Regions from separate parts of the Homo sapiens genome. Here region 1 is linked to region 2. The links are chromatin loops, found by intact Hi-C in ENCODE. Cell type or tissue: PC-3. All regions are shown on one strand.

Region 1 (2,500 bases), 43 kb after region 2:
AGGTTAGAAAAATTACTTTTGTTCATGGGGTCCATTATACTGTACTATTAAGTTTACTTTTATATGTTTGGAAATTTCCAGCCGGGCGCGGTGGCTCATGCCTATAATCCCAGCTACTCGAGAGGCAGAGGCAGGCAGATTACCTGAAGTCAGGAGTTCAAGACCAGCCTGGCCAACATGGCGAAACCCCATCTCTAGTAAAAACTACAAAAATTAGCCGGGCATGGTGGCACGCACCTGTAATCCCAGATACTCGGGAGGCTGAGGTGGGAGAATTGCTTGAACCTGGAAAGTGGAGGTTGCAGTGAGCCGAGACGGTGGCACCACACTCCGGCCTGGGGGACAGAGCAAAACTCCATCTCAAAAAAATAAAAAAAGAAAAAAGAAAATTTCCATAATAAAATGAAACTCTTAAGGAAAAAACTGCTTTGAACATAAAGCCAACCCAAAAAGTAGCTCTTACCTAAAGTGAATTTTCCCTAGTGCCAAATGAAATTCAAATAAATCCCAATCTTCTAATTCACACAAATCTTAAGATTTCTAATACTTTAAACCAGAATGAAAAAGTCAGGTATGCCAAATTAACAATCGAAGAGAAAATTAATCCCACACCAAAGCCAAAACATTGAACTTCCTCCCACTCTCGCATTCACACACACACACAAGCATGAACCACACAATGAAGGATTCCAGTTGCCCCATCCAGACAACTGGACGCACATCACACACCTCCTAGTCATCCAGGGACCATCTTGGCAGCCTGTTTCTCATCACTACCTGCCACCCTGTGCCTGTGTTGTGGACGAGGAAGGCACGGGTAGTAGCCTAGCTTTTTATTTTTTTAAATCTCAGCAATAGAGGCAAGGTTATTTCTACCTTACATCCAAGAGTATGGAGCACAAGACTAGCTGTTTATTAATAACATGCTTATTTTCCACACCAACCACACGGTTTTCCAATTTCACAAAGTAAATACTTCCTCATCCCTCTTTAGAAAAGATGAAACAATTTATCGTAGCCTAAGCAAAAACCACCTATCAAAGCAAAGACTGGCAAGCAGATTCAAGACATAAAGGTATAGCTTTTACTATAAATTTGAAACCAACAAGAAAGCCATTAACCTAAATATTTTTCTAATCAAAAATCAGAAATGACGTTAATAGCAACATATAAGAATTACTGTATCTACCACACTTAGAATGTACTGGGGTAGATGACAATGACAATCAGTACTGATTGCCTTATGTTTATCAACTTTTTCATCTACATTTCAGGTTTCAGTGCAAGACAAACCATTAATACATTCATGACTAGCCATTTCAAAGCATTATTGTATACATACTGTACGACACAAAGTGCTTAATTGTAACTTAAAAGGTTAAAACCCATCTTGAATCCTAAATGGGCAAAAAAAAAAAAAAAAAAAAAACCCCACTAGTCATTTGCCCACAAACCAGGCCCCATATAACCATCAAGCATCTGACTGCATCGGACATGATTAATCTGAAACTGTGCTATGAATCATACAGCAGTCCTCCCTTATCTTCAAGGGATACGTTCTGAAATTCCCCAGTGGGTGCCTGAAACTGCAGGTAGTACCAGATCTAAATACATTGCTTTTTCCTATACACACATACCTATGGTAAAGTTTAAATTATAAATTAGGCACAGTAAAAGATGAATAACAATGTAAAAGGAAAATAAACTTGGGGACCCCAAACCCACTAAGTCAAAGAGAAAAGTCAAGGTAGGAACGGCATCATGCAAACCTACCTCCCTCACAATCTGCCCAATAGGAAATTCCTTGTGGACCTCAACATCCTTACCCTACAACCACTCTGCTGAATTTCACCCTGACAACGTAAATTGACAGCTTATCTTCACAGGTATAGGACAAAGGACAGAACTTAAAGTCATTCCTCTGCTTACCTGAGACAAATGCATAATCTCATCACTTCCTCTGCCCGGTAAGTATATTTTGTCTTATGTAAAAATGCAGATTCACTGAGCTAGATGAATGCATAAGGGACTATTCCTCCGCTGCCCCCCACCCTTGCCCGCCACATGTGAATAGCTGATCAAAGACTCAAAAGAATGTAACCATTTGCCTCCTATCTACCACGCCTTCCTAAAATTTCTCCCCCTTTAAATACTGAAGCCCTCAAAATCATCTTAGGAGAAAGGCACAGACCTTGGGCCTGGGTGCATGCCCTTAACCTTGGTAAAATAAACTTCTAAATAAATTGAGACCTGTCTCAGATACTTTTTGGTTTGCAACAAATATAAAATGGTTTTACAATTTGGTTTACAACAACAACAACAACAATAAAATGGAACAATTATAACAATAATAAAAGTAATTAAGTAAAGTTAATTTTTCTGAGAGAGTCTCACTCTGTTGCCCAGGCTGGAGTGATCATGGCTCACTGCTGCCTCAAACTCCCAGGCTCATGCGATCCCAAGTAGCTGGGGCTACAGGCATGTGCCACCACACCTGGCT
Region 2 (2,500 bases):
CAGGCGGATCACCTGAGGTCAGGAGTTTGAGACCAGCCCGGCCAACATGGCGAAACCCCGTCTCTACTAAAAATACAAAAGTTAGCCAGGTATGGTGGCGCACACCTGTAACCCCAGCTACTCGGGAGGCTGAGGCAGGAGAATCAGTTGAACCCGGGAGGTGGAGGTTACAGTGAGCCGAGATTAACACCACTGCACTCCAGCCTGGGTGACAAGAGCAAAACTCCATCTCAAAAAAACCCAAACAAACCCAGAAAGCACATTAGTCCTCAGTTACAGAAATGAGGCGAATCATGAATCCTTAGTAAGATGAAATCTCAGAATCTATTTTTTAAATAAAAACCATCCCTGGCTGGACTAGAGAGGCCTCAAGAGAGTCCCACTTAATCATGTGGAAGTATTACTTCCTTCCTGTATTCAGTTTTTGAAAGAGTTGAAAAGAAAGAGCCCTGGCACAGTGGCTTATGCCTGTAGTCCCAGCACTTTGGGAGGCCGAGGCAGGCAGATCACTTGAGGTCAGGAGTTCAAGACCAACATGGCCAACATGGTGAAACCCCATCTCTACTAAAAATACAAAAATTAGCCAGGCATGGTGGCATGCTCCTGTAATCCCAGCTACTCAGGAGGCTGAGGCACGAGTATCACTTGAACTGGGGAAGTGGAGGTTGCAGTGAGCCGAAATCACCCGTTGCATGCCAGCCTGGATGACAGGAGCAAAACTCCGTCTCAAAAAAAAAAAAAAAAAAGAAGTAGTCATCCAGTCACTCTTAATGTATTATGCTATAGTTTAAATGTCTGTCCCCTGCACACCTCATGCTGAAATGTAATCCCCAATGATGGAGGTGGGGCCTACAGCAGGTGTTTGGTTCACAGGGGCAGATCCCTCACAAATGGCTTGCTGCTGTTGCGGTAGGTTCTCCTCTATTAGCTCCCACAAGAGCTGGTTGTTAAGAAGAGCCTGGCCCTGCCCTCCTCTCACCTGCCACATTGCTTCCTCTCACCATACACACAGGCTTCCCCTTCCCCTTCCACCAAGAGTGGAAGCAGCCTGAGGCCCTCACCAGAAGCAGACGCTGGCATCACACTTCTTGAATAGTTTGCAGAACCATAAGCCAAATAAATCCTTTTTCTTTGTAAATTATCCAACCTCAAGTACTCTTTTATAGCAACACAAACAGACTGAGTCATATTGTTAACAAAAATGAACGAGGATTCATTTGGCAAGAGCTTTTTTAGCAGTAAAGTAAAACTCAGCCAAATCCCTCTTTTACAATGCGCTTTTCCCATTGAAAATAATTATTGCAACCGAATTTACCTCTCTTGGGAGGAGACATTCTAATCAGACCACCTCTTTACTAAAAATATACCTGAGTCATTTACACTGCTGTTCCTCTTGGCATAAGCACTCCGAAGCACCTGCTCATAAACCTGAGCACCGATTGTTCTCACGTTGTCCCGGATCAGAATGCCTTGGGCTTGCATCATGAAGAGGTAGGTGTTCACTGCAGAAAGCAAAAAGGGGAAAAAGAGGTGGATTCAGAAGCAATCATTTAAAAAAACATACCACATAGCTATGGATTTTTTTTTCTTTTTGGACTTTTAAAGCCTCTTTTAGTTCTTTTAAAACCCTACATGACCATAACTCTATTTTCCATACCTTTCAGGACACCAACATCTTTTGGGTAGCTAGTAGAGCTTAGAGGAATTTCTGTCAATATCCAACAGTTCTAGAAAAAGCATCAACTTAAAAAAAAATATATTCCATCTCTTCTCCAAATACCCAATCTGTATTCTAGCACTCTGATCATCAGAAGAAAGACCTTTATGAATTAGTTAAAACTTTTTTTTTTTAAAGGTTTCTGCTCTCTTTAAGTTCACCTTCTCAGAATTAGTTCATGGTTCTTCATAGAGAAAAGAAACCACTGACTCTCTGACTGCTAGAAGCACTGAAGCCATGGTCTGAAGCCACGGTCTGGTCTTGGCAACCTTTTCAAAGTGGTAGACTGAGGCTCCAATCACTTACCCTTGGGAGATTTGGAAAGAAAAAGGAGTAACGAAAGACTATTTGCAGTCCTCACTATCCACCCATCCCAGCCCAAAAGTCCAAAGCAATAGGGAAAGAGCACAGTCCAAGGTCAATTAAAACATGCTCTTAACAAATGAGTGTTCAGATTAACCTGCCAATCTTGTCTTCTTTGGAAAGTGATCTCCACTTGCATTTTCCTGAAGTCTCTCTATGATACAAAACTAGAAGCTCACAAACACGTCAAAATGTAATCCCTATATTCTACTTGCAAACTCCACTGCTATGCCATCTATTTTCAAGAAACAGTGAGATTGTAAAACATAGTTTCTTAACCAGTCACTCTAATTCCCTCAAATTGCCTTTGTCATTGTGAAAGGGGGATGTGTTACAGGGGTGGAACATTTACAAATCTAAACTTTGTGGGTGTCTGGGGGTGGATTCATCTAACCGCTTGGCTAACCTCGGGACCAGGCC

Evidence for each region. Hi-C counts contacts between places; a loop is a spot of excess contacts. Peaks named below come from ENCODE experiments on the same cell type or tissue, not always from the same donor. Only the 100,000 strongest peaks of a DNase experiment are listed, where the experiment ranks them.
Region 1: it touches region 2 in a loop (1.8-fold over the local background); 16 of 110 quality-filtered maps call a loop at or near these places.

Annotation. Positions count from the first base shown.
Region 1 is chr20:49,697,961-49,700,460 of GRCh38, forward strand. The region is part of intron 1 of B4GALT5 (beta-1,4-galactosyltransferase 5); the gene reads right to left. Among named protein-coding and RNA genes, the nearest start is that of B4GALT5, 15 kb to the right of the region's middle. In PC-3, no CTCF peak of the experiment used is centred here; a DNase peak (open chromatin) is centred at 1,511; H3K27ac peaks cover 1,877 bases.
Region 2 is chr20:49,655,201-49,657,700 of GRCh38, forward strand. It overlaps B4GALT5 (beta-1,4-galactosyltransferase 5), which reads right to left. Exons shown (of 9, transcript NM_004776.4): 2 at 1,368-1,502. Among named protein-coding and RNA genes, the nearest start is that of B4GALT5, 57 kb to the right of the region's middle. In PC-3, no CTCF peak of the experiment used is centred here; a DNase peak (open chromatin) is centred at 1,271; H3K4me3 peaks cover 563 bases; H3K27ac peaks cover 1,458 bases.